Regions from separate parts of the Homo sapiens genome. Here regions 2 and 3 are each linked to region 1. A link is an interaction called in ENCODE POLR2A ChIA-PET data of the cell type or tissue named here. Cell type or tissue: MCF 10A. All regions are shown on one strand.

The links. Peaks named below come from ENCODE experiments on the same cell type or tissue, not always from the same donor. Only the 100,000 strongest peaks of a DNase experiment are listed, where the experiment ranks them.
Region 2: POLR2A ChIA-PET joins it to region 1 with 5 read pairs; 5 of 35 experiments call an interaction of 5 or more read pairs at or near these places.
Region 3: POLR2A ChIA-PET joins it to region 1 with 9 read pairs; 6 of 35 experiments call an interaction of 5 or more read pairs at or near these places.

The regions. Positions count from the first base shown.
Region 1 is chr1:202,801,566-202,805,565 of GRCh38, forward strand. All of the region lies in intron 1 of KDM5B (lysine demethylase 5B), which reads right to left. Among named protein-coding and RNA genes, the nearest start is that of KDM5B, 4.9 kb to the right of the region's middle. In MCF 10A, no CTCF peak of the experiment used is centred here; a DNase peak (open chromatin) is centred at 1,546.
Region 2 is chr1:202,957,737-202,961,736 of GRCh38, forward strand. ADIPOR1 (adiponectin receptor 1) reads right to left here and starts at 576. Exons shown (of 8, transcript NM_015999.6): 1 at 449-576. RefSeq lists silencers at 245-804, 1,105-1,154. In MCF 10A, a CTCF peak has its summit at 425; DNase peaks (open chromatin) are centred at 645 and 1,665.
Region 3 is chr1:202,951,189-202,955,188 of GRCh38, forward strand. All of the region lies in intron 1 of ADIPOR1 (adiponectin receptor 1), which reads right to left. Among named protein-coding and RNA genes, the nearest start is that of ADIPOR1, 5.1 kb to the right of the region's middle. In MCF 10A, no CTCF peak of the experiment used is centred here; a DNase peak (open chromatin) is centred at 1,813.

The DNA of each region.
Region 1 (4,000 bases):
GAAAAAGAAACATTTCTGAATGAATTTGTGGAAGTGTACAATTTAATTTTTCATTTAATTTTTATTTACAATTTTCATTTAATTTTCATATTAATTTTTCCTCTTTAATCCCATGCAAGGACACAGCAGTTAATAAATACTTAAGAAATACTTCTCAATTGCATACCATTCTTATGTCTAAAACAAGTTTCTCACAATCTGGATTTTATAAATCCAGTTATTAGTATCTCAAACTTTAAATAATCAAAAGTCAATGGCAGCAGCCTAAGAATATGGCTTTCCCAAGGTATCAACTCACCCACCCACTCACCCCAAAGAGACTTGTCGGTACGCCCTCTGGTGAGTCCCCTTCAAGAGACCCAAACTTAAATTTGAGAATGTGTAGCCCTCCAGTTCCCAACCTTCATTCCATCTTTTTTTTTTTTTGAGGCTGCCAATGATCTGTACTATAACAGGTATATTAGAAAATACCAAATTCTCTTAGAGAAAAAAAAATTGCACAACAATCTCAACACTGAGAGGACTGTCCAAGGATGAAAGCAAGGTACTCCTAGGTTAGTAGTTTTTCAAACCTATAGATGGCATTTGGAAAGAAGTACACGCATAGGCTTCAAAAAACCCTGAACACCAGAAACCTAATTAGCACTTTCATTTTAGGGGCACGGGCTTTCCCTTATCCTTTTCTACAGCCAACCTTAATGGGGTCCAATTAAGGCAACAATGAAAGGTTACAAAAGTCTACAAAAAGGTCCCATTACAGCATTTAAACAGGGTTCATTTTTTTTAATCAAATAGTTTACACTGTTTTTTTGTTGTTGTTGTTTGTTGTTGTTGTTGTTGTGTTTGTTTTCTTTTTTGAGCCTGTTGCCCAGGCTAGAGTGCAATGGAGTGATCTCGGCTCACTGCAACCTCTGCCTCCTGGGTTCAAGCAATTCTCCTGCCTCAGCCTCCCGAGTAGCTGGGATTGCAGGCGCCTGCCACCATGCCCAGCTAATTTTTATATTTTTAGTAGAGACAGGGTTTCGCTATGTTGGCCAGGCTGGTCTTGAACTCCTGACCTCAAGCGATCCGCCCACTTAGGCCTCCCAAAAGTGCTGGGATTACAGGCACGAGCCACTATGCCCAGCCCTGTATTTTTTTACCCAAGAGAAAATTCCCCCACTGGCAGATTTCTACCCACTTATAAATGTAAACCAGTAAACACATTTTTCACTAATCTATCAACCTGAAATACTCTAATACTCTAAGTCTAGGCCAACAGGTCATAAAGAAAATTACCCTAGAAACAGAGAAAGAATAAAATTAAGGTTTAATAATTTTCTCTTAATTTTTCTTATCAGTGTCTCAACAAAATAATTCAGGCCAGGTGCACTGGCCCATGCCTGTAATCCCAGCACTTTGGGAGGCCAAAGCGGGAGAACTGCTTGAAGCCAGGAGTTCAAGACCAGCCTGGGCAACATACTGAGAAACCGCATCCCTACAATTTATTAGAGGCTGAGGAGGGAGGAGCACTTGAGCCCAAGAAGTGGAAGCTGCAGGGAGCCTTGATTGCAACACTGCATGCCAGCCTGGATGACAGAGTGAGATTAAAAAAAAAAGGAAATTTCAGGCCCTGGCTTTTAATAGAGAATGTTTATTAATGTTTTTCAAAGGTAATTCTCTACTCATTTCGCTCTTTTAAAAGTTTAGATTGCATGTTTAAAACCATACCCTATAACCATAGGAAGGGAAGGAAATTTTTCCAGTGGGGGTGGGGACTCAAATCTTTAGCTGACTCATATTTGCAATATCATTCACATTACATTCTTAAAGTCTACACGTTTTGTTTATTAGTTCACTAAGAATTACAACTGGGTAGATATGTTTGTGGCTACTAATGTGCCCAATTTACCACTGGCAAAGTCAAATTTAGCTAAACACCCATTCAATAACTACAACAAATGAAGTTTGTTTTAGCTTTAAGGTAGACATTTGTGGCCTAGGTGCGGTGGCTCACGTCTGTAATCCCAGCACTTTGGGAGGCCGAGGTGGGTGGATCACCTGAGGTCAGGAGTTCAAGACCAGCCTAACCAACATGGTGAAACCTCGTCTCTACTAAAAATACAAAGTTAGCCGGGCGTGGCGGTGCATGCCCACCCAGCTACTCAGGAGGCTGAGGCAGGAGAATCGCTTGAACCCGGGAGGCGGATGTTGCAGTGAGCAACATGACGTTGCGCCATGGCACTCCAGCCTGGGCAACAACAGCAAAACTCCATCTCAAAAAAAAAAGGTAGACATTTGTGGCCTAGAACTGTAGGACTTAATCCAACCTCCTACCAGGTTTTTCTCCTGGGCATTATAGTCCTAAATTTGTCTTAAAAGGTAGTTAGGGGTCGGGGGAGGGGGGAGGGAAAGCATTAGGAGATATACCTAATGTAAATGATGAGTTAATGGGTGCAGCACACCAACATGGCACATGTGTACATATGTAACAAACCTGCACGTTGTACACATGTACCCTAGAACTTAAAGTATAATTTAAAAAAAGGAAAAAAAAAGTAGTTACAAGTGAGTTCAGGGTTTCTTTTGAGGGAGATGAAAATGTTCTACAATTGATTGTGGTGATGGTTGTACAACTCTGAAAATATCAAAAACCACTGAATTACACATCATAAATTCGTGAATTGTATGGTATATTTCAATAAAAGGGTTTTTTTTTTAAGTAGTTATAAGTTCTTCCTTTGCTCAAGGATGTTTCTACTGATAAGCCTCTTCTCTAAACGTTAAAGGCTTAAAGTGGCCAAAGATACAAGTAGGGAAAGATTTCATGACACCAAAGAAATAGGGAAAACAGAGAGAGGGTTAGGCCTAAGTCGATCAAACCCCAAATTAGGGAGAATGATACGCTGGAAAGGGAGTAAATGAGCTCCATATCATTAACACTTCTACCATACAAAGAAGTGTATAAGTTCCTCCCTCTTCTCTAGGAGTGGAACCAACAGGCTCACTCAAAAATGGTGACTGTATTAAAACATTTAAGGGCAGTTTTACACTTGGCTATAAAGATGAAGGAATCAAACTAGTAACCACAAGAAGTTAAAGCTGAAAAATTTTTGTCTCTTGTGGCCTCTGGGGTTTGATTTAAACCTTCTCCGGACACAAAGAAGAAATCTGTGGAATCTAGGCCCGGCACGGTGGCTCACGCCTGTAATCCCAGCACTTTGGGAGGCCGAGGCGCATGGATCACCTGAGGTCGGGAGGCAGAGGTTGTGATGAGCCACTGCACTCCAGGCCTGGGCAACAAGAGCAAAATTCCGTCTCAAAAAAAAAAAAAAAAAGAAATTTGTGGAATCTATCTATGGCCAAATGTGAGACATTTGAAAGCAAGAAAATAAGTTACTAAAGCCATAAATATATTCCTATCAAAATTTGGGAGACAAAAAAGTATTTACTGAGCAGCCAACTATTTTTCTGCCTAATAGTTACACCCTTAAAATTACTCATCTCCAAATACCACAAAGTGATATGGAAAAATATCATTTGTCCTTAAACAGACATCTAAGTACAGTATCATGGAGGAAATTAAAAATTTGCATTTTAAAGGTGACAAAACCAGAAGCCAGATGAATTGTAAATTTAAGAAGGTTTTGGTCCAGAAAACAAGCCTGGTTATCCTACATAGTTGATATAATTTGAAACAAAGGTTTGTATTAAACTTCAAACTCAGATTTGAAGTATAGTCTTCTTGACTTAATCACGTTTTCTCACATTTATCTTACTATATTTTCAAATTTCTGAGAACCCCTAAGCTGCCATATACAAAATAATGTAAGTACTCTAAGTTTTCAGAAGCCAAGCAGTTTGGGAGTCTCACTGAGAAAGCAGCTATAAACTGAAACTATATTAAGTACCATTGGTAAAGATACAAAGGTAAGAACAAAAGGAGACAGAAATGTTTTATACTTCTCCTTACCTTCTAACAAGTAAAATACCAATAGTTCCAATTCCCCTTCTAATATAA
Region 2 (4,000 bases), 160 kb after region 1:
CCTGGCAACCCAATGCGGCTGTTCCCCGCTGAGAGGCGGTTCGCGACCTAGGCCCGCAGCCCTCCCTCCCCACGCGCGGCGGCCTCGGGGCCAGGCTTAACTCTGGCTCTCTGGTCCCGATCTGGGGAACCCATGCATCTCCACCCCGTGGGGCTAAAGGCGCAGCACTCACAGGACTGCCGGGAGTCGGGGGACAGCCGGGGACGAGCGCCCACCGCACCTAGGCCGCCTCGGAGGCGGCGCGCAGTGGGAGGGGCCGGAAATGTTTACAACCTGACCGGCTGGATGCCTGGAGGCCAGGCGGCTCCTTGGCTGGGGCCCGAGCCCCCTGGCAAGTCGGAGCGGGTTCCCCCAACAGCTGTCTCCTCCGCAGGCCTGGGTCGGGGCCCCCGGGGTCCCCGCGCTCCCGCCGAGTCCCTGCCCACCGCGCAGCCCCTGGGAGACTTACAGCCGGGCAGGCGGGCTCTGCTGGGGGCCGCGGTCCCCCGCGCTACATCCCGCGGCGCTGGAGGCGGCCTGCGGCCGAGCGGCCCCGATCTTCAGCGCCCTCCCCGCGCCGGAAGGGGCGCGCGACCTCCCGCGTCACCTCCGCAGCCGCGTCACCTCCTCGCGGGCTCTGCCTGGGCCCTCCAATCCTAGGCCCTCTCGCGGAGTCCCAATCACAGGCCCGCGCCCGCCGGCCACACCTCCCGCCCCGGGCCCCGCCCTGCTGCCCCGCCTTCCCTGCCGCCTGCCCACCTCCCCGCCGCAGCCAGGTAACCTCCACCCGCCCCGGGGTAGAGGACGTTCGTCGGATTCTACACTCCACCTCGTTATCGCAGCCTGAAGTGCGTGATGGAGAAGAAATTTCAGAGAATGAGACAGAACGTCGGGAGGGAATGCTGAATTTTCTACCATACACCTTATCTCATCTCCTCTGTCCCCAAGGCTAGTCGTTTCACCTCTGAAACACTTCTTAATCTCTTCTTCAACCGCATGGTCCTTCCTTCCCTTCCACAAACTATTTATTGAGCCCCTACCATGTGCCAGGCCCTGGGCTAGACCTCAGTCTGCCTCCTGTTATTTTCTTATCAGAGAGCAGAATTGTTTCTAACTACTCTTGCTGGTGAACCCGTGCCCCAGTTCCTGCTCCCACAGGCACCTAGAGTGCAGATCGCGAGACAACATAGGGTAGTGCAGCCCTTGTCTGAACCACACAACACAGAAGGGGATTTCAGGGTCTGGCCATTTTCTCATTTCTCCCAAGAATGAAATAGTATTATTTTATTCCCACTTTTCAGATGAGGTAACTATCATTTGGAGGGGTTCACTAATATGCTCAAGGTCACAGACTGGCCAGGGACAGAAGCTTGGCTCTATGTGACTCTAGAGCCCCATGCTCTGGAGCCCCAGATACAGCAATACACAGTTGCTGAAAAGCAGAAAAGCAATGTCAATCTTCCTCTTGTGAGCAAACCTTTAACTCACAGGATTATCATAAGGATTAAACTATCTGATGTAGATAGAGTACTTGGCACAGTACCTCAATATGGCTGTTAACTCAAAAAAATTTTTAATTTTTCTTTTTTAGGGACAGGTTCTTACTGTCACCTAGGCTGGAATGCAGTGGTGCAATCATATCATAGCTCACTGTGCAACTAGTGCCATTCTAGAGGCAGAGAAAGTGACTCATTGTAATCTGATATAGGTGCTTCAGGGACGTGGGGTTAATTCTCTTGGTCCTAGTTAAAAGCATGGGCTCTGGAGTCACATAGAGCCAAGCTTCTGTCCCAGGCCAGTCTATGATCTTGAGCACATTACTGAACCCCTCCAAATGATAATTACCTCATCTGAAAAGTGGGAATAAAATAATACTATTTCATTGGGTCTTTGTCAGGATTGAGTGAGATAATTCATGCAGGCTCTTATTATGAGGCCTAGCCAATGGTAAGTGCTTTATAAATGTTAGCTATTACCGTGTTGCCATTTGTATAAAACCCTCAGAAACTTTTCACTGTCCACAGGATTGAGTCCAGGTTTCTTCAGCATAGTGTTTCGAGGCTCTTTGCGAGCTGGCTCTAACTTCTAAGGCCTCATCATTCTCCATTTTCCCTCTGGCATGTTGGGCCTTGGTGAACTAGTTCTCTGAAGTGAACTTCTCTTTCATTCCTCCAGGCTGTTGCACATGCTGATCCTTCTGTTGGACTGCCCTTCTCATTGTCTGCTGCAAGATGCCAGCAGTTTACAATGCCCACTTCTAGGTTTGACTTTGGCCTCAGACAATCCTAAATTCACATTTAGGCTCTGTCAGCCACTGACCAGCTGTATGACCTTTGGTAAATTATTAATCTTCAGCTCACATGATTATCATAAGGATTAAATTATGTGATGTAGATCGAGTACTTAGCACAGTACTTGGTACATGGCTGTTAACTCAAAACCATTTTTGTTTGTATTTTTAGGGACAGGCTCTCAATCTGTCACCTAGGCTGGAGTACAGTGGTGTGATCATAAGATCATAGCTCACTGCAGCCTCGAACTCCTGGGCTTCACGGGATCCTCTCAACTCAGCCTCCCAAGTAGCTGGGCTACAGATTCGTGCCACCATGCCCAGTTAATTTTTTATTTTTGTAGAGATAGGGTCTCACTATGTTGCCCAGGCTGTCAAAAATGTTACCTCTCTTTCCCCCCTTCCTCCCTTTCTGAATCTTTCTCAACCTCTTCCCAGCTGCACTTTGTATGTACCTCTGCTATGGTATTAGTCACACTGTTATAATTATTTGTCACTTGTTGGCCGGGCGCAGTGGCTCACGCCTGTAATCCCAGCACTTTGGGAGGCTGAGGCGGGCGGATCACGAGGTCAGGAGATCGAGACCATCCTGGCTAACACGGTGAAACCCCATCTCTACTAAAAATACAAAAAGTTAGCCGGGCGTGGTGGCGGGCGCCTGTAGTCCCAGCTACTCGGGAGGCTGAGGCAGGAGAATGGTGTGAACCCAGGAGGCGGAGCTTGCAGTGAGCCGAGATTGCGCCACTGTACTCCAGCCTGGGTGACGGAGCGAGCCTCCGTCTCAAAAAAAAAAAAAAAAATGTCATTTGTCTGTCTTAGACTGTGAGTTCTTTGGGGGTCTAAGACCAGTGTTGGTCACACTTTTATCCTCAGGGCCTCGCATAGTGCTTGGCACATGCCAGATCCTTAATAAACATTTGTATGTTGAGTGGATGAGACAAAAACCCATGCAAGACAAGGAATGGTGATCTTCCACGCAGGAAATTCTCTTTACAAGCCTGCTTCACTATCTGAGCCCAACGTTCCTAAGCAAGATTTTCCTTCCTGGAGGTGAGGTGGCTGAGACTGTGTTACAGAGCCCAGTGCCATACACATATTAGCTGATCAAGAAATGTTGGATGGAACACCACCAACAGAATTTACTGAAGGTTCTGCCCTGGGGAGGAGTGAATTCTGAGGGTCCCACAAATCTTTCTCTCAGAAGCCCCAGAAACAGCAATAGACAGTTGCTGAAAAGCAGAAAAGCAATGTCGACCTTCATTCTGAGCCCACCACATTGTTTTGTTGCAATGGGAGTAACAAAGAAGAATCTGGAGAGGCTGCCCTAGTCCTACCCTGGGAAAGGGAGTAGATTGGGTCATGCTACATAGCAGAGGAGAAGGGTACTCAGGACAGATGAGCCTGGGGGAGGCCAACTCTATCTGGGCATCAACAATTCCGGCCAGGGCTGGTGATGTCAGGTTACTTTTTAAAGAAGAAGGCTTCCCTTCCAAACAGAAAGACAACACTTTGATTTGTGTGCCAGGTTCCCTGAAGGATAAATATGGTGAAGGATAGGCCAAGAGAAGGAAGAAGGGGAAGAGTGGCCTATCAAGGGAACACTGTGAGGGGCAGCTGGGCTCAAAAATGTCCCCTCTAATGTGTGTTCTCCTTCCCCCACCTCGAGAGCCTCCAGGGAGAAGCGGAGCTCTGGCTCTGCTGAGACAGCTGCTGAGATGATCACTGAGTCTG
Region 3 (4,000 bases), 150 kb after region 1:
GATTGACAATTTATTCCTCTTACAGTTTCATTTCTATACTCTAATACTGAATAAGAAGCTAATCAACTCATATCCTGTCCCCAATTCTAAAGGCCAGTTAATTGCTTAAATGAAATCTATTCCTGTCCTCCCTCTTTAATGTCAACCTTTACCCAGAACCTCACTAATCTTATAGGTAAGGCTGAAAATGTAACACCTAGTTGCTTGCTTTCATATGATCTATGGTTACTGCACCAAACTGTCACCATAGAAAAACAGCTACCCACCCTCAACTCCCTCCCACAGGTATGGAACCATTTAGTGAGAAGAATCTCATCTATCACTCCCAAAGCTCACTCTGCCCAAGAAAGGCCTAGCTCTGAGACCGAGGAATAAAAATATAAAGCCAACATCTGGCTGCAATTACTACAAGATCATCCAGGCTTAGAAATGAATTAAATGCCAACTGAACTCAGTTAGACCTTATCTACAAATGCTCTGATAAATGTGTCATACATACAAAAGGAACTTGGTTGTGGGACAGATGCCTAGTGGTTAATTTCTCTGCGAAGTCTACTAATTCTATTACAGGATTATAGCCTGAGTTCAACCCTGGGATAACAAGCTTTCATCACAATCTGTCCTGCAAGCAAGCAAGAACTTACCTGGAAGCAGGAAGGTGAAGACAAGGAGGCAGCCCCAATTTACCCTTTGCCACACACATACCTAATAACCAGCTCCACAATAACTTGTTTCAACCACCACAACCCATAATCTAAGCCCTACTCAAATGAGTATTTCAGAAACTAGAGACAGGCACACACAAAATCAGAAAAACCCAGAATTCCATTTTCTAGGAAAAATCTCAGACACTTTAGGTTTTCCTGGGTTGGATTTTCACAGTAGTCTTTAAACAGGCCTCAGGGAAATGCAAATAAAAAAAGAGGGAAAGAGGGAGAAAGTTTCCAAAGATTTCCACTATGCTGTAAATTATTAGTTCTCTCCCCACCTCTACCCCCATACAAAGGACTTTATTAGTTATAGCAATAGCAGTAGCCAGAATATTAGCATTTTCTTGCATTGGTTACCCAAGCCCCACCCAAACCCAAATAACCACATTGCAATGCAGGGAGGGCCAGGTAACAACTGCACATGGAGTGGGTTGCATTCCGGGAGAGGAAACTTAAGCTTAGGGAGCCCCAATCTTTTATATTGGGCAGTAAACATAACTTTGCTCCTGAGGGAGACACTATATCATCCATGGCTATTCACTATATACAAATATCTTTGATATCTTGTGTCAGTTCTTTTTTATCTAAGAGTAATCACAATTCCTTCTCAGGGATTATAAATCTCTTTCTCTGACTCCCTAACTCTCTCTGTCTCTCCCCCTCCTTCCCTCCTGGAGCTGGGACACCCTTCTTTTCCTGCCCTTGGACATCAGAAACTCCAGGTTCTCCTGCCTTGGGATTCCGGGACGTGCACCAATAGCCCCTTGGGTTCTCAGGCCTTCAGCCTTAAACTGAACCAGTTATGGACTTTCCTCATTGTCTAGCTTGAGATGGCATAGTGTGGGACTTAGCCTCCATAATCTCATGAGCCAATTCCCCGAATAAATCCCATCTCTATCCATATGTATGTATCCTATTGGTGCTTTCTGGAGAACACTTACTAACACATCAGGTAAGGGCAATCCTCAAGCTTCTAAACAGTCATGAGTCATGCTATGCTCAACCCACAAGCACAGTTGAAAGCAACCGGCAATCTAGTCCAAGAGAGACAAAAACAATAACTTGCTATACAGCAGACCTTTATATGGTGTCAACACATAGACAGTTCCTCTTCCTTTAAATGTGCAAGACTCTGACGAGATGCCAGCACACAGTCATAGTGAACAATTGAGCTAAGGAGAACAGGAAGCTGGAAGCCTATGAAAACCTCGAGGATGGGCAACCCGTGTGAGAGGGACACAAGGAAATCTTTCTCAATAGGCTGACCTCAAAACATATTTCCTCAAAGTGAAGTACTACTGAATCAGCAGCTTTACTAAAAAATACTTTATATCGCAAGCAAAAAAAAAAAAACCAAAAAACAACTTTATATCACAAGCAAAAAACATAAATATTTTTGGGCATCTTAGATAAATCTGAAAAGAGGGGCACACTTAGCTTGTTACTTACTAAGTTACTGTTGGAAGTAACTTAGATCAGGCTACCAGGGCAGAAACAAAACAAAACAAAACAAAATTCTGGTTCTGAGATGCAATACATGGATCATAAAATAATAAATATACTTTATTTTAGTTAGAACCCATTTCAAAATGAATGAATGAATGGGGCAGATTCCAGCTTGCCAGCATATGACTTAGCTTCTAGCCACTTAGATAAGGGCTTATGTGCATTTTCTTGTGCTTGTGGTGGCTTCTCTTATCCCTTTCCCCAGAGTAAGTCAACACATTCATTGAATATTTAGCAAGTGTATTTAGGACTAGCACCCTAAGGCATTCTAAGACACTGTGCAAAATACAAGACACTGTGCAAAATACAAGTTGAACAAGTTATAGTATTGTTTTCAAAGAGCCAGATAACATAGGTAGTTTGTGATATGCACAAAAATAAGTGATACAATTTGATTGCTCCAGGAGGGCAGTGGAGGGAGAGAACCCCTCAACTAGAATGGTCACACACTAAATTTAGTAACTTTGAGTGCTATGTAACTATTTTACTAGAGGCAATGAGAATAATATAGAGAAAATTTAAGTTGGGCAATTAGGGTCCAAAGATCATGTGCAGAATCCAGATTGGCATTCTTACTAATTTCATCATTTGATCTGAAAAGTTTTTATGCCCTCAAGTCTTCTGGCTATCATCAAAGTCTTTTCCTTTTTCAGTCCAAATCATTTACTATTAGTTCTTCCGATTCCCTCTAGCTCCTCTATCACTAGCTCCTATACCACCTCTCTACATCTTCTAGACCCAGAGTCACCAAAACCTGAGACCCCAGTTAACTCACAAACCAGCCATCAGCTACAACTCATCATACAAAATATATCATCATGCATTAAAGTACATACAATGGAGGTCAATGGAGATCATGTCATCATAGTGAGCAAAGTCCATTGTCCAGTTTGGTCTTCTAAACTGTAGTAACACAGAGACAGGAAAGGGAGAGATAGGGATCGGACGTCTGGCAAGAAAGAAGAGCAAATAATACTAGGATCTGAAAATACCACTTCTATGGGGTGGATCACTCACAAACAATGGAGAATTACAAGTGTGTTTTAGTCTATGGTGTAAAATCAGAACAAACCCCTAAGGTGTTAGAACGATCCTAGGTGAGCCAACCTTCTGCCAGCTTTCTATGTCCTTACGTATTTTAGAGGAAATGCCTTTCCCCTCAAGCTTGCCACACCCAATACTGCAAATTATATTTGAGCCAAACTCGACTGAGTGCATTTTTGATGAGATTTCTTCAACTCAAGCTAATAAACCTTTACCACTAAGCTTTCCAACTGGGTAAACCTAGGATATTAGAGAGTAAAGCTGTGGAGCAGGGAGGTTGTTTGTACTCCTATAAATAAGATAATCCTGTGCCAAACATGGGGAAAAGATTGATTTTTAATCACCAGCCAGTTAGCTGGAGAGTTATTTCACTTATAGTTTTTGGAGACATTTATATTGTGAACCAATTCCCAAGTTTTCCAGGCTACGGCACACCTTTCCTGGAGGCAAAGACACAAAGTTTCTAAGAGTTTAGTTCCTGGGCCTTTAGAGAGTCTATGGGTAGCCTCTATCCATACCTAGCTTGATTCTTGTCCTAAAGCAAGACCAGTCTAGCAGTATAGATAAAGAATACAGCCATTTTTCCCCTATCTACTGTCTCTTAGGCAGGATAATTTCACAGCTTTGTTGGAGAAATATGAATCAAAGCAAAGGCACATGTTTGAAATCACCGAACTACAGTATATAGGGCCTCAGCTCTCCTACTCGATGCCAAGCGTCCCAGACTCTGAAGTGGAAAA